Linked DNA regions of Homo sapiens: region 2 is linked to region 1. Evidence: read pairs that join two places in POLR2A ChIA-PET (ENCODE). Cell type or tissue: PC-9. All regions are shown on one strand. Each heading gives the region's core, and the rest is flanking DNA. Links, peaks and the distances in the headings are about the cores only.

What was found. Peaks named below come from ENCODE experiments on the same cell type or tissue, not always from the same donor. Only the 100,000 strongest peaks of a DNase experiment are listed, where the experiment ranks them.
Region 2: POLR2A ChIA-PET joins it to region 1 with 26 read pairs; 3 of 35 experiments call an interaction of 5 or more read pairs at or near these places.

What each region holds. Positions count from the first base shown.
Region 1 is chr16:637,099-645,117 of GRCh38, forward strand. MCRIP2 (MAPK regulated corepressor interacting protein 2) reads left to right here and starts at 4,730. Exons shown (of 5, transcript NM_138418.4): 1 at 4,730-4,945; 2 at 5,022-5,151. The coding sequence starts at 4,894. It overlaps LOC100287175 (a long non-coding RNA gene), which reads left to right. Exons shown (of 4, transcript NR_149003.1): 2 at 925-1,028; 3 at 1,711-1,775; 4 at 1,911-2,107. RefSeq lists enhancers at 237-1,011, 3,742-4,653, 5,795-5,844 and silencers at 4,545-5,094, 5,125-5,404, 5,415-5,554. In PC-9, for the core only: no CTCF peak of the experiment used is centred there; a DNase peak (open chromatin) is centred at 4,743; H3K4me3 peaks cover 2,348 bases; H3K27ac peaks cover 595 bases.
Region 2 is chr16:536,409-550,097 of GRCh38, forward strand. CAPN15 (calpain 15) reads left to right here. Exons shown (of 14, transcript NM_005632.3): 4 at 10,409-11,879; 5 at 12,585-12,793; 6 at 12,880-13,063; 7 at 13,207-13,430. The coding sequence starts at 10,431. It overlaps MIR3176 (microRNA 3176), which reads left to right and starts at 6,869; the gene lies at 6,869-6,958. RefSeq lists a silencer at 9,409-9,576. In PC-9, for the core only: no CTCF peak of the experiment used is centred there; no DNase peak of the experiment used is centred there.

The DNA of each region.
Region 1 (8,019 bases), core at 1,719-6,718:
AGAGGGCGGGGCTGGGCTGGGGCCCCCTGTTGGTCCGAGTTTAGGGCGGGGTTGCCGGAGGGGCGGGGCCATATCGGGGCGGGTCCGAGAGGGGAGGCGGGGCTGGGGGGCGGGACATGAGTGTGGACTGGCGGGTTGGGGCGGGGCCAGAGCGGGGTTGCGGCAGGGGCGGCAGGGGCGGCAGGGGCGGCAGGGGCGGCAGAGGGCGGGGCGGGCGGTCCCAGCCTGCAGAACTGGGCGGTCTGCGGGAGGGGCACGAATAATGCCCCAGGGTTTCTCTGTGACACTGGGGTAACAGCACCAGCTCAGGGCCCACGGATAGCGTGAGGGGTCGGTCGGTGACCCCCGAAATCAAGTCACAGGCCGCGATTTATGTGCGCCCGAGGGTTGGGGTCCCAGCCTCAGAGCCGGGCTCTTCTCCAGAAAGTGCCAAGCGCCTGGCTCTGCATTCAGGACTGGCTTAGCGCCTTTGCTGAGCCGTTTTTCACCAATGGGAACCCCATATCGCTCTGGCTAGGGCAAGGACGTTGGAAGGGGTAAACCAGGGAGGGCCAGTCACGTGGCTCAGGGTAGGAGAGTGGCTTACAGGCTGCCAGTCTGGGACTGGGAACGCGGGCCATGGGGGGCTCAGGGAGTCAGGGGTCAGGGACAACCCTGCCAGGAGATGTTGGTGTCCGCCGTGGTGGTGACTGGCCAGACCCTGCAGCAGGCTCTGCGGCCCAAGCCCACGCTTTCCTCGCCTGACTGGCCGCCTCCATCTCTCTTTCTGTGGGCTGAGCACTTTCCCTGCGCCTCCTTCAATGCGCACCCTGCCCCCAACCCCCACCTCGAGGAGAGCCCCAGGAGGAGGGACCTATGATGACCAGTGGTTCTCCTGGGGCCCATGCACCTCTCCTCACCCAGATTTCACCTGGGCTTCCCTAGGCACAGGAAAGAGGAGCCCGAGATCAGTCTCTCTGCGCCTCCCTGCTTCCCCCCTTGAATGGAGCTGCGTTCAGGAGCTGCCTACAGTGCCCAGCGCATGGCAGGTTTAGTGTTGCCTGACTTCAGATATGGCCTATTGTTGGGGCTGGATGTTTGGGCCTCGTGGCTTGACCACCAATGGCTGAAGCAAACGCTAGCTCTGCTGAGCTCTGGGCCAGCCCAGCTTGTCCTTGCCGCCTGCAGTGGGCCCCAAAGGTGGGGGGCCGCCTTCGGGAGCCTGTGTGAGCTCGGGTTATGCCCTTCCCCACATGGGGCTTCCCTCCCCAGCACCGCCCTCACTCTAACTCAGCTGGTCCTTGCTGCCAGGTCTTCCACAGGAGCATATGCCCTCAGGCTGTGCACAGGCCCCCCAGCACCCCGTCCTGCCTCCCTGGCCTGTGTGAGTGATTGCGCTGAAGGCCACTGGGAGAAGCCAGGGCAGGACGCAGGCTGCACAGATGACGGGGATCACACTGGCCTTCCTTGAAGGACACGATGCCCGATGCTGGTGGGGGGAGGGCAGAGCCAGGTGGGGGGAGGGGAACTGGGGGAGTGGGGAAGGTGGGGGCAGGGGTGGGGGTGGGAGGTAGAAAAGAGTCCGTGAGGAGTCCTTCCTAGGGGGCGTCTCAGGCTTGGCCTCCCTGGCTGTGGCTTGCCATCTCCTTTGCCCTCTGAGGGCCACAGGCCTGGCCCAACCCTGCAGAGAAGGCAGCTGGGGATGGAAACCTCTTTCCTTCCGCTCTTCAGCCATGCTGAGGAGGGGTACAGGGCCAAGAGACACCTGGGTCAGAAGCTTCCCTGAGGGCCTCCCAGTAAGTCTGGAGCTCCCAGAAGGGAGGAGAAGCAGGGCCAGTGCATGGGGTGGGGGCTCCTCGGGCTGGCCCCCCACCACCAAGGGCCTCCCCTCACCCCTCCATGTGGTGCATGTTGCTTGCCTGGAAATTTAGACAGGAAGACTCTGGGCCCTGCCGCCCACCCGCCACAGCTCCGTTTTCAGCCACAGCATCCCTGACCTCTCCTTGGAGAATGTGGGGGCCACTGGACACGCCAGGCCCTGATGCCGGCACAGGCAGCCTCCTCTTGTTCCTGGACCAAACTGAGAGTCGGGCTGCTATTTCTCGTGGCCCAGTAACGAGATGCAGATGAACTGGTGAGGAAGAGGGTTTTTATTTCTGCAGCCGGTTACAAGGAGAAGGCCTGGAAATTATCACCAGAACAAGTCAAATTACAAAGTTTTCCAGAGGTTATGTACCTTCCAACCTAGATGTCTGTGTGTAAGTGTGCATTCATCTGAAGACATAAGTGGTTAACTTTTTTCTTTTTTCTTTTTTTTGAGACGGAGTCTTGCTCTGTTGCCCAGGCTGGAGTGCAGTGGCACGATCTTGGGCTCACTATTTTTAGTAGAGACGGGGTTTCCCCGTGTTAGCCAGGATGGTCTCGATTTCCTGACCTCGTGATCCGCCCGCCTCGGCCTCCCAAAGTGCTGGGATTACAGGCGTGAGCCACCGTGCCCGGCCAAGTGATTAACTTCTTTTAATCTATAATTAAGGCCTGAGTCCTGAAGACCTTCCCCTGGAGCCTCAGTAAACTGACTTAATCTTGTTTCCTGCTAAATCATGAAGGTTTGGGGAGTTCCTTCGGGCTCCCAATAAACTTGTCTGTGGAGGCCTGGAGAGTTTCTTCAGACCTCCAATAAACTTGTTTAATCCTAAACGGGTCCTATTAAGAATTCCTTCGTTATCTTGTCGCGCTTCAAGGCCCAGGAGAGGCCTGGGCACAGCTCTTGGTGGGCTTTTGTTACATTCCAGCCTTTGAAGAAGGGCACTGGCTTTTCTTCTTTAGAGTCCTGCTCTGTCGCCCAGGCTGGAGTGCAGTGATGTGATCTCAGCTCACTGCAACCTCCACCTCCTGGGTTCAAGTGATTCTCCTGTCTCAGCCTCCCGAGTAGCTGGGACTACAGGTGTGTGCCACCACACCCGGCATTTTTTTTTTTTTTTTTTTGAGACGGAGTCTCACTCTTTTGCCCAGGCTGGAGTGTAGTGGCACGATCTTGGCTCACTGCAACCTCTGTCTCCCAGGTTCAAGTGATTCTCCTGCCTCAGCCTCTGGAGTAGCTGGGATTATAGGCACCTGCCACCATGCCTGGCTAATTTTTTTTTTTTTTTTTTTTTTGTATTTTTAGTAGAGATGGGGTTTCACTAAATTGGCTGGGCTGGTCTCGAACTCCTGACCTTAGGTCATCCACCTGCCTGGGCCTCCCAAAGTGCTGGGATTACAGGTGTAAACCACCGATCCTGGACAGCTTTTTAAGCTTTTAATATTGAACTAACCACTCTGCACTGAAATAATTGTTATGGAGGCCTGCGTTAGTGAGACCTGGCCTGCCACACTCTCACATCTGTGGGGCGGGTACAGGAGCCCCAGGGGCCGAAGAGGCACACGTCGGGCCTCTGGGTGCACCTCAGCCTGGGGGCCAGGACGTGGGGCAGAGTGCAGCCAGGGTTCTGACTCCTGGGGTGGAAGGGAGACTCCCAGGGCATCATGTCTCTACCCAAGTCCAGGGGGATGAGCCGCTTTTTCTCTTCTTAGACCCAGTCCCAAGACCCAAGCCAAGGGTGACCCTTCACACTGGCCCAGGCCTCTGCAGGCACCTTGGCTGAGGCTCCCCAAGTATGAATGGTAAATCCTTGCCTCCAGCCTCGGCACAGAGGAGCCCAGCACAGACGCCCCCAGCACAGAGTCCCCCAGCACACAGCCCCCAACACAGAGCTCCCCTGCACACAGCCCCCCTGCACAGACACCCCCAGCACAGAGTCCCCCAGTACAGAGCCCCCAGCGCAGATACCCCCCATAGCACAGAGCCCCCAGAACAGAGACCCACAGCACAGAGTAGCCCCCCAGCACAGGGCCCCCCGGCACAGGGATCCCCAAGCACAGGGACCCCCCCAGCACAGGGATCCCCCCAGCACAGGGCCCCTCAGCACAGGGCCCCCCAGCACAGGGACCCCCCCAGCCCAGGGATCCCCCCAGCACAGGGCCCCCCAGCACAGGGCCCCCAGCACAGGGATCCCCCCAGCACAGGGCCCGCAGCACAGGGATCCAGCACAGGGACTCCTCCCCAGTACAGGGATCCCCCCAAGCACAGAGACCTCCAGCACAGGGATCCCCCCAGCACAGGGCCCCCCAATACAGGGATCCCCCCAGCACAGGGATGCCCCCAGCACAGGGCCCGCAGCACAGAGCCCCCCAGCACAGGCACAGGGACCCCCCCCCAGTACAGGGATCCCCCCAGCAGAGAGACCTCCAGCACAGGGATGCCCCCAGCACAGGGCCCCCCAGCACAGGGATCCCCCCAGCACAGGGATGCCCCCGGCACAGGGCCCGCAGCACAGAGCCCCCCAGCACAGGCACAGGGACCCCCCCACAGTACAGGGATCCCGCCAGCACAGAGACCTCCAGCACAGGGATGCCCCCAGCACAGGGACCCCCAGCACAGGTTCTCCTCCAGCGCTTGTCAAAGGTGGGCCCTGGGGCTCCGAGGACCCTGCTCGCACATCGCCGCTGACCCCGCAGGGCCCCTGGGTCCTCGCCGCCAGCAGTCTGAGTGCGGTGCCCCGACACTGACATGGCCTCCAGGCAGCAACGGCCTTCCCGGGCAGCAGGGCGCCTCGTCCGCCTTGGCCTCGGGCCTCCGGGGGCTGGGGCGGGGTTGCTGGCGGCTCCGCCCCCGCCTGCCAGTTTCCCAAAGGGCGCAAGCGCCGCCTCCGCCGCGTGTCCGGGGTCAGCCCGAGCCCGTGCGGGCCCTTTAAGGGCCGGGGGCGTGTAGCGGGCCCGCCCCCTCCCCGCGGCGCCCGCAGTCCGTTAAGTGCGAGCCCCGGCGCAGGGGCCGGATCTGGCCGGGGGCCGGCGGCGGTGTGGGAGCGGCGCGTCATGTACACCATCACCAAGGGGCCCAGCAAGCTGGTCGCGCAGCGCCGCACAGGTGCGCACGGGCCGGGGAACGGGAACGGGGACGGGGCGGGGCGCGGCGGCGGCTGACCGCCCCCCGGTGCCCGCAGGTCCCACGCAGCAGCAGGTGGAGGGCCGGCTCGGCGAGCTCCTGAAATGCCGGCAGCCCGCGCCGCCGACCTCGCAGCCCCCGCGGGCGCAGCCCTTTGCGCAGCCGCCGGGACCCTGGCCCCTGTCGAGGTGAGACGCGCGCGGCCCCGGCCCGGCCCGGCCCGGCTTCCCCTCCCCCGCCGGCCGCCCTAGAGCGGAGGGTGACCTTGGGGAAATGTTAGTGAGGTCCGGCCACGTGCTGCAGGCGGGGCGGGCGCTCCGGGCGCGGGGGGTGCGCGGGTCCTGCCCACTACGCGCCCGCGGGCCTGCGCCTCGCACTTCCGCCTCACCTGGCCGGGCCCGGGCCCCCAGCGGGGAGAAAGCCGGCCAGTTCCTGGGTCGCAGGGGCCTCCAGCGTCCGAGGTCGGTGCTTCGGGCGACCTTGGGTTGCTGCTGGAACCCTGACGTGCAGCAGGCCCAGGCCACGGTTCGCGGAGAGCGTCGGGCGCTGGTCCTCAAGATCTCCCGGCTCTGCCCTTGCAGAGCTCAGTGGGGGAGACGTGCGTGCGCTTCCCTCGGGCAGGGCCGCTGCCCTCCTCCGCCCTTCACCCCAGACACCCTGGGGCAGTGGGGCCTCCCCCCATCCGGTTGCTTCTGCTTTTCCTAACCCAGTTAGGAAACTCCGAGACCACAGGAGCCTCAGTCCGGCCACTGTGGCCTCCCCGTGACCATGACCCAGAGGTTGGACAGCCCCGCAGGGCTGGACGTTTGACTTTGGCTCAGTTCCTCCACCGTTCCCTTCATTTATCCTGTGCCTCTCCCAGGCCTGTGGATTTTGCTGTGGCCCCAAGCCGGCCCGAAGGCTCCTGGAGGTGGTAGGGTCATGGCCTGAGGCGGTGCTGGGGAGGAGAGCTCGGGCCAGGAGTTCAGGGCAGCTACAGGTGGGGGGGTGCCGAGCCACCCTCAGCCTGCCCCCTGCCTACCTCTCAGAAAGGTGTGGAGGTTCCAGCGGGGCGGGGGCTCTCTGGGGCTCCATCCTAGTGAGGTAAGTGCCCTCTACCAGAGGCGCCTTCTGGCGGGAGGTGAGTGGGCCCCTAGGTGCTTCCAGCATCCCAGCTCTGCTGGGACGCTCCGCGGACATCACCCTTGGTCCTCGTGGCCGCTCTACTTCCCAGGGGAGGAAACCGAGGCACACCTGTAGCCACCACCTGGTCCCCAGGCAGGGAGCATGAGGCTGGAGTGGCCCAGGGTGACGCCGTCTCTCTTAACCTGGGGAAACCACCTTTCTTCTCTCTCCAAGACCCCACTGCTAGGGAGGGCAGGGGTAAGGCTGTGGCACAGTTAGGAGGAGTTAGGGAAGAAGATGGAAATGCTTCCCAGAGTTCTCCATGGGACCCCAAGGGTCCCAGTGGGCAACACCAGGCCCACTGGCTGTTGTCTCTTTTTTTTTTTTTTTTTTTTTGGAGACAGAGTCTCCATCTGTCGCCCAGGCTGGAGTGCAGTGGCGCAATCTCAGCTCACTGCAACCTCTGCCTCCCGGGTTCAAGCGATTCTCCTGCCTCAGTCTCTTCAGTAGCTGGGACTACAGGTGCGTGCCACCATGCCCGGCTAATTTTATATTTTTGTATTTCACCATGTTGGCCAGGATGGGCTCGATCTCCTGACCTCATGATCCACCCGCCTCAGCCCCCCAAAGTGCTGGGATTACAAGTGTGAGCTACCGCGCCCGGCCTGTTTTCTTAAAGTCCCCATGTGAGGTCCTCTGTCAGCCAGTGGGACCTGTGGGAGTTGAGTGGGCTTCACCCCGTGTGCAGTGGGGCTAGAGGAGCCCTGGGCAGGGCAGGATGTGTGCTGCCCTCTCCTCCCTGGGGTCACCCACCTTCCCACCCCCAGGCCCCAGCGCTGGGAGCTTCTGGCAGCAGTGGGATCTCTGCATGAAGCCCCCATCCTGCTCCTGCACCTTCTTGGGGCAACCACCTTCCCTCTGTTTCTTTTTTTTTGAAATGGAGTTTTGCTCTGTTGCCCAGGCTGGAGTGCAATGGCAGGATCTCCGCTCACCGCAACCTCTGCCTCCTGGGTTCAAGCGATCCTCCTGCCTCAGCCTCCCGAATAGCTGGGATTACAGGCGTGCACTGCCACACCCAGCTAATCTTGTATTTTTAGTAGAGTCAGGGTTTCTCCATGTTGGTCAGGCTGGTCTCAAACTCCCTACCTCCGGTGATGCGCCCACCTCGGCCTCCCAGAGTGCTGGGATTACAGGCGTGAACCACCGTGCTTGGCCAACCACCTTCCCTCTGAACCACCCCACCCCATGCTGCCACCCACCTCGCTGTTTTTTACTTCATTTAATTTTTTTCTTTTTGAGACAAGGTCTTGCTCTGTCACCCAGGCCGGGGTGCAGTGGTGCAATCATGGCTCACTGCAGCCTCAACCTCCCAGGTTCAAGTGATCCTCCCACCTCTCGACTTCCTGAGTAGCTGGGATGACAGGCGAGCACCACACCTGGCTCATTTTTAACTTTTATGTAGACAGGTCTCACTATGTGGCCCAGGGTAGTATTCAATTCCTGGGCTCGAGCAATTCTCCCGCCTTGGCCTGTGGAAGCGTTGGGGTTATAGGTGTGGGCCACCGCGCCCGGCCCTGCCCTGCCTTTTCTTCTCCTTGGTGCTTTTTGCTACTCCTCATCTCTCACTGACTGGGCGCGGGAGGGGGGTGTCGGGGTCCCTGCACATCTCCTGGTGCACCCAGAGGGTCAAGGCTTGTCACCCATGATGTATGCTGGCTCTGGTTCCTGCCAGGCATGGGTCTGGGCACTGCCCACGACAGTGACAGACCAGATAAACCTTGGTTTGTTTTTTTAATTTTTATTTTTATTCTGAGATGGAGTCTCGCTCTGTAGCCCAGGCTGGAGTGCAGTGGTGTGATCTCAGCTCACTACAAGCTTCACCTTCCGGGTTCAGGCCATTCTCCTGCCTCAGCCTCCCGAGCAGCTGGGACTACAGGCGCCCTCCACCACAC
Region 2 (13,689 bases), core at 3,513-8,512, 99 kb before region 1:
ACGCGGGCTGGGAGCCTATTTTTTTTTTTTTTGAGACGGAGTCTCGCTCTGTCGCCCCGGCTGGAGTGCAGTGGCGCGGTCTCGGCTCACTGCAACCTCCGCCTCCCGGATTCAGGCCATTCTCCTGCCTCAGCCTCCCAAGTAGCTGGGATTACAGGCGCCCGCCACCACGCCCAGCTAATTTTTTGTGTGTTTTTAGTAGAAACAGGGTTTCTCCATCTTGCGCAGGCTAGTCTTGAACTCCTGACCTCGTGATCCACCCACCTCGGCCTCCCACAGTGCTGGGATTACAGGCGTGAGCCACTGCACCTGGCCTGGGAGCCTTTTCCGTAGCTGCTCATCCTGTACTAGCATCTGTCCATCATGAGTGGACGGAACACAGGGGGACCCAGGACCCACAGCTGCACTCGGGAAGGCCAGCAGGGTGGATTTCGGGAAGAGCATCGGTGCCAGTTTCCCACAGTCACCCTTGCGATGGGACCCTCAGGTTGGCACGTGGCTGGCAGCTGTGTCCCGGGAGCTCTTGCTCCTTAGTGGGCCTCGCCAGCCAGGGCAGGGCCCCCGGCACCCCTCACGGGGCTCTTGACTCCTCTGGCAGCGGATCGGGGCGGTTCAGCGATACCATCTCTGGAGATCCCCTGGCGTGTGCTGGAAAAACCCCGGAGAGGGCTTAACAGAGCCAGCTGTCCAGCCTCTGTGACAGGGACGTTTGCTTTTCTCTGCAGGGTCCTCTCTTCTCTTCCGAGCACCCACGGGAGGGGACTGTGCTGTCCCTGCTCTCCTAGGACAGGCCTCCCTCCTGTCCAGATGGGGCCCACAGGGTCAGTTGCCTGAGACTGGCTCCAGCTCAAGAAAGGTTTTCTGAGTGAGCGCAGGGGAGCAGGAGGCTGGTGAGCAGCTCGCTTCCTGCCCTGGGTGCAGCTGGGCACCACTTCTGCCTTGGGCCTAAAGGCATCAGTGAGGAGCAGGCGGGGCCTGGTAGGAGCCTGTGTTTCTAGCGGCACGCGTGACCCCAGGTGCCACGTGGGTGAGTGCGTGGGTGGGTGAGTGGCGAAGGAGCTGAGGTTGGCCCTGGCAGGTGTGCAGTCCTCACACAGAACGGGCAGGGCTCCTGTCAGAGCCAAACCAGCTCAGGGCCCAGTGCAAGCAGCTTCTGTCCCGTGGCACCTCCGCTAGTCGCCGCTCCCACCCAAGCCCTGCCCCGCCCTGACCCGCTCAGGGTTTGGCTACAGAAGGGGAGTGTCGGAAATGCCCAACCCGTCTCCCGTGAGGGACTCCTGCGTGGCCTGGGCTGGGGAACGCAGGGGCCGTTTGGGTGGTTCCGGCGTCTGGCGTAGCCACGCGAGAGGCCCTGGGTTGATGCGTGGGCTCCCTGCTAGCGAGCCTGCTCCGTGCGTGCTGGGCTCCCGGCCTTGCTTCCGTGTGGCATTCGAGACCCCGTGGACCTCGCCTGCGTCCTGCATGTTTGAGCGCTGCCCCTTGTGGAGGCCGCCAGCACTGGTGGCTGCAGGGCCTGTAGTGTGGCACGTCCAGAGACCCGGCCTGGAGAACGGGTCCTGGATGTCTCCGTCATGTTTTACGTTCGCTTCACACGGACGCAGCGATGTCTCAGATACCTCGGATCACACAGAGCACGTCGCCAAGGCTTGTTTTGTCTGTTCCTTTCCACCTGTCTTACGTGGATACCAGGAGATCCGCCACGACTCCCGTGGCCCCGTCCACACTGCGCGGCGCTCTCCGGCGTGGCCGCCAGGTGCCCCTTCGAGGGCAGGTGTGAGTACAGGGTGGTCCCTGTGGAGAAGCGCCTGCAGGCGAGTGAGCCAGGCTGTGCCCTGCTGACCCCGAGGCCTGAATTTCATGGAACTCCCACCTCTCACAGAGTATTGTTTTTTTTTTTGATTTTTTTCCAACCATTTAAAAATGTAAAAGCCATTGTTGACTTGCGGGCTGGACCAGGCTTAGGGCTGGGCTCTGGTCCGCACCCCACACTGGCCCCGTGTGTCCTGTGACCGTTCTGCCTACGGGGCAGGCCTGAGCCACCACAGGATGGCAGGGTCTCCAGGGTGCAGGGCCCGCAATGCTTCAACCCTCCCACGACCCCAGCACCTTCAGAGAAAACGGACCCTCGTGCCGAGTGAAGTGGTTCAGGCGAACGTTATCACCACACGGGGGACTCGGCGGCTTCTGCCCCAGGCCTCAAAGGAGAGGGGATCCAGAATTCTCTGTCTCACCCCCTCAGCCCCTGCCCTTGAAGCTTCTGTCCCCAAGGCTGTGGGGAGGAACCAGGGAAGGGCTGGCGCGTCTGCTGTGCGATCCCAGGTGCTCGTGCCTCGCTGAGCTCAGCCCCTGTGGCCTCAGAGCTGCAGGCCCCTCCCGGGTGTCAGAGCACTGACTGGAAAGGCCCCCCACATCCCTGCCCTCTGCTGCTCCCCATCGTCGCGGGGGAGAAGCTGGAACTGCACCCCCACCCCCCCCAGCCCGCTCACCTAGGGCTGCCCCCAGGCCTCCCTGAGCTCCAAAGGATATGTTCTTTGGTGCTTTTTTTTTTTTTGGCTCTGTCTCCCAGGCTGGAATGCAGCTGTGGTGCTCACGCCATCCTCCCACGTCAGCCTCCTGAGTAGCTAGGTCTACAGGTGCACACCACCACACCCGGATAGTGTTTAGTTTTCTATAAAGACAGGGTCTCACTGTGTTGCCCAGGCTGGTCTCAAACTCTTGGGCTCAGGTGATCCCCCACGCACGGCAGCTTTGACACTTACTTGACCCTTTCCTCCTAAGCTCTACCCTGACGCTGGCTGTGTGTCCCAGAGACTTAATCAGAAGCTGGAAGAAGGGCTGTGACGTGTGTGACAGCAGGAACTGCTGGTCAACCCACAGCCGGCCAGCCTGCCGGGACGCCATCTTGGCCCCAATCTTGGCAGGGAGAGGGGAGTGTATCGGACTCTGGGGAGAGCAGCTGCCTGCACGGGCAGGGTCCTCCCGTCTCAGGATTAACGTTCTCAACTGTATTTGATTTCTCCTCAGCCAGAGGGGGTAAGGTGGCCTTCCCAGAAGCACAGGTGGGCCGCGTGTCAGAGGCCCTGGACAGCCTGTGCCTCTCCCAGGCCTCCCAGCAGGGGTGGCTCTCGCCCCTCTGGAGGGGAGACCCCAGGAACCGGCCCCCGCCCTCAGCCATAGCCTCACAGGGTCCTTGTTTCTCGGGGCCTGGCTCTGTGGGTGCACAAGGCATGGTCGGGCTCCCGTCCTTCTGGAAGTCTCCAGAGTGGCATGTGGGCAGCTGTGTGAAGCGGCCCCCCAGATCTTCATCCAGCCTGGCCTGCAGCAGCTCCCTACGCCCTCTGCTACCTCCCCTGCCTACCTTTGGGTAGACGTTCTCTTGACCCTTCCTTCTGTGATAAAGCAAAAGCGTGTGATCTCTTTTCTCACCAAGGAATAAAACGTCTCTGAATACCACAGACGTGATGCCGGGCTTTTGGGGGCCGGGGGGTGTCCTAGGGCCCCGAGGGAGGAGCCCTGTGGGTGCCGAAGTCGGGCCGCAGGCCCTGCACTGAGATGTCCCCTCAGCCTACCCCAGGCGGCTGGGCATGCTGGGAAGTCCTCCCGGGCTGTGTGTGTGAATCATGCTGTTTCTTCTCTATTTTCTCTCTCTGTCTGTTTATTTTTGTTGTGTGTCACTCTGCCCAGCCGGCCGTCCTGTCTCTTCCCTCCATGCTCCGCTTCGCCCGCTGCTGGCCAGAGGTGACCAGGTCCGGCTCTCAGCACGGCCGCCGGCCGGGGGGCCATGGGGAGCTCCGCCTCCTCCCTGGCCGCAGAGACCGAGTCGGACCACAGCTTCCCCGGGGGACCGCCCTACCCGGGTCCCCCGGCAGCGGCTGGCTGGTGTAGGAGCGGCCCAGGGGGGCCCGTCTGGGGAGGTGCCCTGGTCAGCCGGCAGCACCAGCCCCCACGGCCCCGGGCCCGAAGGTAAGAGGTGGGGAGGGGTGGCCCCGGAGGGCTCCCGGGGGCAGAGGGCCTCGTTCTCAGGGTGCCCCCTCCTTGGCAGAGGTGCTTGCAGAGAAGTGGGTCCCTGCTCCTTCCAGTTGTGGCAGCTCTCTTCCCCAGGGTGCAGGAGCTGAGCAGGTCTGAGACCCCGGCCTCGGCCTGGCTGGTTGGTGGTGGGGATGGGGGCTAGTGCGCCCAATCCCGGCGGCCCTGTGTTTCTCACAGGCTGTGCTGCTCCACGCAGAGAAGCTGTTCCTGAAGCTTCTTTTTGGGCTGGGGTCGCTGGCGGCTGCAGGCTCTGGGCATATTGCCTGCTGCCCACGGTTTCAAAGCTGCCAGCACTCGCTGGGCTCCGCCTGCTGCCCCCCCGGGGGTCACAGGCCACATGGCTTGGTGGCCGAACTCCACGTGCTGGCTCCTCACAGCTGTCACCATGGCCTTGGCTACCCGCTGCGTCCCTCAGGAGCTGCCATCAGGTTCTGAGGTGCCTGGTCTGGAGGCAGTCCAGGTGGTGAGGTCTGGACTGGCTGGACCCCACCGATGCTCCTGCCGTCACCCCGTCCTGGCCCTCACTGGAGGCAGGGACACTCAGGGGCCCGGGGCCTCGGGGCCAGTGCTGCAGTGGCCGCCGTTGCTCTCACAGCGGGTCCAGGCCTGGCTTCTGAAGGCAATGTGCCTGCGTCTCACACTCAAAAGGGCCTGCCAGGCTGCACCTGGCGGCAGCTCCCACGGGGGACGATGTCCTGCTGTCTGTTGGCCCCCAGGTGGGAGGGACGGGCGTGGAGCTGCAGGCAGTGGGCAAGGCCATGGCAGGTGGCCAGGCCTGGGAACCAGCCTCCAGGTGGCATCCACGCTGAGGCCTGAGCTCCGGCCGACAAGGACTGGGGATGCAGGGGATTAGCCAGGGGCTGTGTGGGGGAGCCCTGGAGCCCTGTCTGCGAGTTACCCCGATGAACAGGGAGACGCGGCAGAGGCAGGGCCGGGGAGGGGCCGTGTGGGGGAGCCCTGGAGCCCTGTCTGCGAGTTACCCTGATGGACAGAGAGACGCGGCAAAGGCAGGGCCGGGGAGGGGCCGTGTGGGGCCTGGTGGTCGGCAGAGGAAGGGTCTGTGCTCCTCCTGCGTGTGGTGGCACCGGAGCGCCTCCCAGTTCCTGGTGTTACCGCACCAGCCGCCTCCCAGTGAGCATCTCCACGTGTGCCGACAACAGCTTTGTTGAGGTAGAACTTACCAGACTCACCTGTTAAAAGAGTGCAGTTTGGTCACTCTTAGTGGTTTGTAGAGTTGTGCAGCCGTCATTGCAATCCAGCGTTGCAGCATTCCACAGCCCACAGGGACCCCCAGCCCCACAGTCCAGTGTTACAGCATCCCGCAGCCCAGAGGGACCCTCAGCCCCAGACGGCCACTGACCGGCTTCCTGTCTTGGTTTGCCTTGTGCAGAAGGTGCGTGGATGTGGGGCCACAGGACGTGGCTGGCTGGGTTTGCCTTGTGCAGAAGGTGCGTGGATGTGGGGCCACAGGACGTGGCTGGCTGGGTTTGCCTTGTGCAGAAGGTGCGTGGATGTGGGGCCACAGGACGTGGCTGGCTGGGTTTGCCTTGTGCAGAAGGTGCGTGGATGTGGGGCCACAGGACGTGGCTGGCTGGGTTTGCCTTGTGCAGAAGGTGCGTGGACGTGGGGCCACAGGACGTGGGGCCCCGTGTCTGGCCTCTTCACTCGGCACCGTGCCCTCCAGATTCATGCACCTGCAGCCCGAGGCAGTTTCATTCACTGCTCCTTTGCGGGATGAACCGCATTTTATCTATTCATGGACGCTAGGACTGCTTCCACGTGGCTTCTGTGGACAATGCTGTGAACATTGTTTACGAGGTTTTGCGTGGACCTGTTTTCATTTATCTTGCATAGATACCTAGGAGTGGGATTGCTGGGGCGTGTGGTGAACTTTCATAATGTCTTGAGGAACTGCCAAGCCATCTTCCGCAGCGGCTGCATTACCTAGTTCCCACCGGCAACGCTGGGGAGGGTCCTGGCGTCTCCACTCCCTCGACAGCTCCTGCCGTTGTCTGTCCTTGTGATTCTGGCCGTCCCAGGGGGTGGGAGCTGGTGTCCCCTTGGCTTTGATCTGCGTTTCCCTGGTGGCCAGCCATGTGGGGCCTCTCTCCCTGTCTCATCCACCCGTGCCTGTCTTTTTTTCATTCATTCACTTATTTATTTATTTAGAGACAGGGTCTTACTCTGTCACCCAGGCTGGAGTACAGTGGTGTGATCACAGCTCACTGCAGCTTCTACTTCCTGGGTTCAAGAGAACCTCCCATCTCAGCCTCCCAAGTAGCTGGAACTACAGGCGTGCACCACCATAGCTGGTTAATTAGAAAAAAAAAATTTGGCCAGGCGCAGTAGCTCACGCCTGTAATCCCAGCACTTTGGGAGGCCGAGGCGGGTAGATCACCTGAGGTCAGGAGTTCAAGACCAGCCTGGCCAACATGGTGAAACCCCATCTCTACTAAAACAAAAATTAGCTGGGCGTGGTGACGGGCACCTATAATCCTAGCTACTAGGGAGGCTGAAGCAGGAGAATCGCTTGAACTTGGGAGGCGGAGGTTGCAGTGAGCCAAGATTGCACCACTGCACTCCAGTGTGGGCGACAGAGTGAGACTCTGTCTCAAAATAAAAATACAAACCCTGAGCTTGGGAGGGTCCAGGCTGCAATGAGCTGCGATCGTGCCACCGCACTCCAGCTTGGGCGACACAGTGAGACGCTAGACGGTGTCTCAAAAAACTTAAACAGAAAAATGTAGAAAGGATTGTCGTTCCCTTTCTCGTTTTCCAGAGGGCAGAGGACTCTCGGCCCCTGCTTTTTGAGCACCAGGCCGAGTTTCAGACCTCGGGATGGCCTCTCCAGTCTGCAGCTCCCGGCAGCCTCGGGCCACACTCCCGGGATCCCCAGGGACTGGCCTGGGACTACCGGGGGTGGCGGCCGTGGCTCTGGCTATGGGGAGGGAGGCAGAGCCGCGGGGCAGGCGTGGGGTCTGCTGTGCCGGGTATGTGGGGCGTGTGTTAGACTTTGGACCTGGCCTGCGGGGTCAGGCCGTGGTGTATGATGACGCCACGCCGCTCTTTCTCTTTCACCCTGGCCTCCTGCCTGGCCCTCCCCTGGGTCGGCATCCCTGGGGCCACTCCTGCCCGTGCCCGCTGCTGTGGGGCCTGGGCTCCAGGCAGCTCCTGTCTGCTGCTGCAAACAGGCCCCCAAGGTGCATGGTGAGGAGACCCCCAGGCTAGAGATGGGCGAGAGCGGTGGGCGAGCAGACTGCGGGAAGGCAGCTGGGCCTCCACACGCGGAGCCCTCCCCACCACGTGCATGCACAGGCGACCCCTGCCGTGCTCCGACGGAGGGCGCCGGGACTGGGGAGGGTCAGCGCGACAGCCCTGGCGTTTACTGAAGAGCTGCCTGCCTGGCTCGCTGCCCTGGTGGCCGCTGAATTCTCCCAACGCCCCAGGACAGCAGGTGCTGTGGCCCCATGACCGCTCCCCCACATGGATGAAGGGGTGGTGCACAGGCTGGTGGAGCCTGGGAGAGCCAGGGCAGCCTGCGGCCATGCGGCCATGCGGCCGGCGTGGGGCTGAGGTCCCTGTACAGCTGACAGAGTGCCTGGCGCCCTCAATCAGTAAGTCATCTACGGGCCGGGCACCGGCGGCTCAGCACAGAGAGGCAACAAGGGTAGACCCCCCCTGGCAAGGCTGACCGGCGCCGGGCTGTGGCCAGACCAGGAGACTGCAGCCCAGCTCGAGGGAGGCACCACGCCTGCCCCTCAGAGCACTGAGCAGAGCCCCCCATGGTATCCCCCGCCCTGGGCACAGCAGGAGGAGCTGCCGACCAAGTCTGGCACCCCGGTGTGCCCCGAGAGCTGTCTGGGCACAGGTTGCGGGGCTGCCCCGGCCGGACGGGGCATCTGTGTTTCTCGGTGTGGCCTCAGGGCTCTGGTGGCTTTGACCGAGGCCCCGGGGGACAGAATGCAGCTTCCTGCTCCTCACTTTTCCTAAGAAAGGGGCCGCCTCCCAGGACTGGGGCTGCGCCAGTCACAGGCCCGCGGCCTCCACGCTCCGGGTGCTGCTGTCCCGGCTGCTTCAGGGCGGGCTCTGTCTTGCACGCAGCGAGCGGCTTCATCACCTCCCTTTTGAATTGGAGCTGAGTGTCGGCAACGCCCAGATAACTGGGGCGCGCGGGTCTTTTGTGCTGGATTTTTCTGTACAGTTGCCTCGATCTTCCATCCAGCTTGGCCTCTGTGCAGTAAGGAGCGGCCCGTCGCCTCCCCCACGTCGCCTCCCCCACGTCGCCTCCCCCACGTCGCCTCCCCCACGTCGTCGCCTCCCCCACGTCGCCTCCCCCACGTCGTCTCCCCCACGTCGTCGTCTCCCCCACGTCGCCTCCCCCACGTCGCCTCCCCCACGTCGCCTCCCCCACGTCGCCTCCCCCACGTCGCCTCCCCTCACGTCGTCGTCTCCCCCCACGTCGTCGTCTCCCCTCACGTCGTCTGCCCTGAGCCCGCTCCCTTCGAAGGTAACCATCCTGCAGTAGTGAGGGCTCCTTGCTGAGCACGTGTGGCTGCGACTTCAGGAGCGTTCTGGGTTGAGAATTCCAAAAGGGCTTCGCTCAGGCCTGGCTTTGGGTCTTTGGGCTCCTGACGCGAGCTTTTACTTCCAGGCTTTGGCGGTCTGGCCTCAGGAGGTCAAGGCTGCAGTGAGCCGTGCGCGAGCCACTGCACCATCCTGGGCAATCAGACCCCATCTCTAAAGTTCAAAACAACATCTTTGTAAGGGTTTCGGGTCTCTGAGCCCATGAACCTGCCCAGGCCCTGCAGAGGTGAGGGTGGCCCTAGAGTGGCTGGGGGGTTGTGGAGACCAGAACCAGGGCAGAAGGGCAGGGAGGGTGGGGGCCCTGCCGAGGTCTCCCACCGCTGACCCCTGACCCCTGGCCCCCTTCCACCTCGGCCCACCGAGAGAGGCCGGCACAGCGCAGACTGCGGGGTCAGTGACACTCCCCTCAGCGTCTCCAGCCACAGAAGGGCCGTGGCCTGCCTTCGCCCTCCTCACCCGTGTCCCGGGGCCACGTTTGAACTTTAGGCCTTGTTCTGACTTCATTGAAACCCTCCTGAAGTGCAGACGTCTTCCTGACCCACCTGGGTTTTGCCAGGATGACTCCGAAAGGTGTCTCCCAGCAGACACACCCCGCTGGCGATTGTTTGGTCCTGGGGACCCGGGTTCTCATTCTCCTCTCTGGAGCTGGTGAGGCTGTCCTTGCTAGTCGGTGACAACTACAGGGCCAAAGGGAGGGTGTGTCCCAGGAGGCCCAGCCCACCTCTGCCTGCACCTGCGGTCAGCGGGGTGCAGAGTCTGTGAAGGCACCTCCCGGAGTGGGGGCTGCAAAGATCATGGCCACTGTGCCACCCACAGGGGCCCAGGCCGGACGCCTGGGCTGTGCCGCCTCGGCAGCCAGGCCGAGGAACGTGCAGGTGCGGCCGGGAGCCCGCCGGCCACAGCTGCATCCATGCCCTTCTCCGAGTGGTGATGGCGGGGAGAGGCCTGGCTGTCTACGGGCAGATTGCTTGGGCTTTCACAGAAGCCCGCTGTTAGAGCAGATTCCCGGCCTTGGGTCTCTCTGCTCCAGCTGGACGCCCTGAGCCTCGCCGGGCCCAGTCCACCCCCGTCCACTCTGCCAGGGGCAGCTCAGAGCCCTCGCCACGCGGGGCTGAGCGCAGGGAAGGCAGCATCACGGAGTTCGCTCGGCTCCACAGAACACCCGTGTTGCTCGCGGAGACTTTTTGTTTTTGTGCTTCTTATGAAGAGGCAGGTTTTCTTTCTTCCTGAACCAAAAGGGTTTAGATGGAGCACAAGATTCAGGCCATATTTACAAGAACAATTGATTTTTCTGCCAGGCAGAGCAGCCAGTCTGTCTCGGAGGCTGTGCTGTGGTGTGGGGAGGCCCCTTGCTCAGATCAGCCTGTGCCTTCCCCAGGCCCCGGCCCATGCACCTGCCCTTCCGTAGGTCTGAGCACCTGTTCTTCCACGCCCAGGACGACCTGGTCCTGAGTTTGGCCGGGACCCCCTGCTATCTGCCGTCCACAGGCCTGGTGACAGAGAAAGCAGTGCCCTGGAACAGCAGCCCGGCTGTGGGGTGCTCAGCCCTCTCTGTAGGATCCTGTGTGGCTCAAGGGGTCTGCTGAGCCTCCAACGGGCAAGAGGGGCCCTGAGCCATGGATCCATTCTGGGTGGAGGCAGCCCCCACCGCCGCCTGCCTCAAATGCTCAGCCCTAGGCCCTCGGCCCCGTAGCTCTGCAGCCACAGACGGGTGCCTTCCCCAGGCCGAGAGGAGGGTGGGGTCCAGCCACTCAGGACCTCACAGGGTGGCCCTGATGAGCACCTTCCCTTGCAGCCACACCCACTCGCCCGGGTCTATGGCCACGGTCGGAGAGTGGTCCTGTGTGCGCTGCACCTTCCTGAACCCGGCCGGCCAGCGCCAGTGCTCCATCTGCGAGGCTCCCCGGCACAAGCCCGACCTCAACCACATCCTGCGGCTCAGCGTGGAGGAGCAGAAATGGCCCTGCGCCCGCTGCACCTTCCGCAACTTCCTGGGCAAGGAGGCCTGCGAGGTGTGCGGCTTCACCCCGGAGCCTGCGCCTGGGGCTGCCTTCCTGCCAGTCCTCAACGGGGTCCTCCCCAAGCCACCCGCCATCCTGGGGGAGCCCAAGGGCAGCTGCCAGGAGGAAGCAGGTCCAGTGAGGACTGCGGGGCTGGTGGCCACGGAGCCCGCCAGGGGGCAGTGCGAGGACAAGGACGAGGAGGAGAAGGAGGAGCAGGAGGAGGAGGAGGGAGCGGCGGAGCCCAGAGGGGGCTGGGCGTGTCCGCGTTGCACGCTGCACAACACGCCCGTGGCCAGCTCCTGCTCCGTCTGCGGGGGCCCACGCAGGCTCTCGCTGCCACGGATCCCTCCTGAGGCCCTGGTGGTCCCGGAAGTGGTGGCCCCGGCCGGCTTCCACGTCGTGCCTGCCGCGCCTCCACCTGGCCTCCCCGGGGAAGGTGCCGAGGCCAACCCCCCAGCCACCAGCCAGGGCCCAGCTGCCGAACCAGAGCCGCCCAGGGTCCCGCCCTTCAGCCCCTTCTCGTCCACCCTGCAGAACAACCCCGTGCCGCGCAGCCGACGCGAGGTTCCCCCCCAGCTGCAGCCACCGGTGCCTGAGGCTGCCCAGCCGTCACCCTCTGCCGGCTGCAGGGGAGCCCCCCAGGGCTCGGGCTGGGCTGGGGCCTCCCGCCTAGCAGAGTTGCTGTCTGGCAAGCGGCTGAGTGTGCTGGAGGAAGAGGCCACGGAGGGTGGCACCAGCCGCGTAGAGGCCGGCAGCTCCACCTCGGGCAGTGACATCATTGACCTGGCCGGAGACACCGTGCGTTACACGCCCGCCAGCCCCTCCAGCCCCGACTTCACCACCTGGTCATGTGCCAAGTGCACGCTCAGAAACCCCACAGTGGCCCCCAGGTGCTCGGCCTGCGGCTGCTCCAAACTGCACGGCTTCCAGGAGCATGGCGAGCCCCCCACCCACTGCCCCGACTGTGGGGCCGACAAGCCCAGCCCCTGCGGCAGAAGCTGCGGACGGGTGTCCTCGGCCCAGAAGGCCGCCCGCGTCCTGCCCGAGCGCCCGGGCCAGTGGGCCTGCCCTGCCTGTACCCTGCTCAACGCACTGCGGGCCAAGCACTGCGCCGCCTGCCACACGCCTCAGCTCCTGGTGGCCCAGCGGCGGGGGGCCGCGCCCCTGAGGCGCAGGGAGAGCATGCACGTGGAGCAGCGGCGGCAGACAGACGAGGGCGAGGCCAAGGCACTCTGGGAGAACATCGTGGCCTTCTGCCGGGAGGTGAGGCGCCCCCTCGCCCTCTTCCTGCTCCTGAGCCTCCTGCTCCCGCCCTCCCCTTCCTAGGCTTTGGGCTCTGGCGATGGGCTGGGGAGGAGCCCACAAGGCCTAAGACGTGATGGGGAGGGCAGCACCCTCCGCCCCGAGGCTCCAAGCTCCCAATGGCCCTGGGGTCCAGCTTGGCCTCCTGACCCTTGGTCCTTGCTGGTGACCGAGATGCACGACCTTCACCCCCCTCAACCCTCCACCGTGGCCAGGAGGGCCCCGAGCCCCGTCTGATGTGCCGCAGGAGGCGAGGGCTTCCCAGGGGCAGCGTGGAGACCCCGCTGAAGTGCGAGGTCGGGATGTACCCGTGCTCCGCCCTCTAGAGTCCAGGATGGCATCACCCACGGGTCAACTGGGGCGCAGCCTGCACCCTCCCCAGCAGGGCCAGGGCCAGAGTCGTGCTGCCACCCACTGGGGGCTGCGCTGTCCCCCTGGGCCCACACGTCCCCTGCTCCTCACCTGTCGCCAGCCGGTGGCCTCTCCACTAGGGCTGAGGGCTTCCTCGACACAGGGCCGGCGCCAGGTCTGTGGCTGTCCACGCTCCACCCGTCCCTTTGGGGCTCAGGCAGTGCTTTTGGGCGCTCTCCTGGGTGGGGTCTTGTCCCTGCCAGGTGGAGCGAGGCCACCCTGCCCAGCCTGAGCACATGGCCGTGGTCTCTGCAGAACAATGTGAGCTTCGTGGATGACAGCTTCCCTCCCGGGCCCGAGTCTGTCGGCTTCCCCGCGGGTGACAGCGTGCAGCAGCGTGTGAGGCAGTGGCTGCGACCCCAGGAGATCAACTGCTCCGTCTTCAGGGACCACAGGGCCACGTGGTCTGTGTTCCACACACTGCGGCCCTCAGACATCCTGCAGGGGCTGCTGGGGAACTGCTGGTGAGGCCTTCTCCAAGGCCGGGGTGGGGCGGGTGGGCGGGCGACCGGCCGCGGTCCCCGCGAGGTCACCCTGAGGCTCTGCGCAGGTTCCTGAGCGCCCTGGCGGTGCTGGCGGAGCGGCCGGACCTGGTGGAGCGGGTGATGGTCACGCGCAGCCTGTGTGCAGAGGGCGCCTACCAGGTGCGGCTGTGCAAGGACGGCACGTGGACCACGGTGCTGGTGGACGACATGCTGCCCTGTGATGAGGCCGGCTGCCTCCTCTTCTCACAGGTGGGGCGGCCTGCAGGGTGGGCACGGGCGGCAGGGGCAGCCTCTGACCCCAGCCCCGAAAACAAGGCCGGCTGCTTCCTCTTCTCCCAGGGCGGGTAGTGTGGGGGGCGGGCGGGGGTGGCCTCTGACCCGGCCCTCTGCAGGCGCAGCGGAAGCAGCTGTGGGTGGCCCTCATCGAGAAGGCGCTGGCCAAGCTGCACGGCTCCTACTTTGCGCTCCAGGCGGGCCGCGCCATCGAAGGCCTGGCCACGCTCACCGGCGCCCCCTGTGAGAGCCTGGCGCTGCAGCTCAGCTCCACTAACCCCCGCGAGGAGCCCGTTGACACTGACCTCATCTGGGCCAAAATGCTGAGTTCTAAGGAGGCTGGGTAAGAGGAGGGGCACTGCGTGGTCAGCCGCGTTGGGAGGAGAGGCGAGGCGGAGCGGTGGGAGATGTGGGGCTGGTGGCCCCTGACCCAGTTCTGCTTCCACGAGGTGCCCCTGGCGTGGGCTGACCCCGCGTGGCCAGGCCACAGCCCCAATCACCTCCCCCTCCCTGGGCGGGGCTGGAGCTGGCCTTCTCATGCCAGGAAGGCCACATCCTGGCCAGGCCGTGGGGCGAGACCGATGCCGTCACCCCGGAGCAGG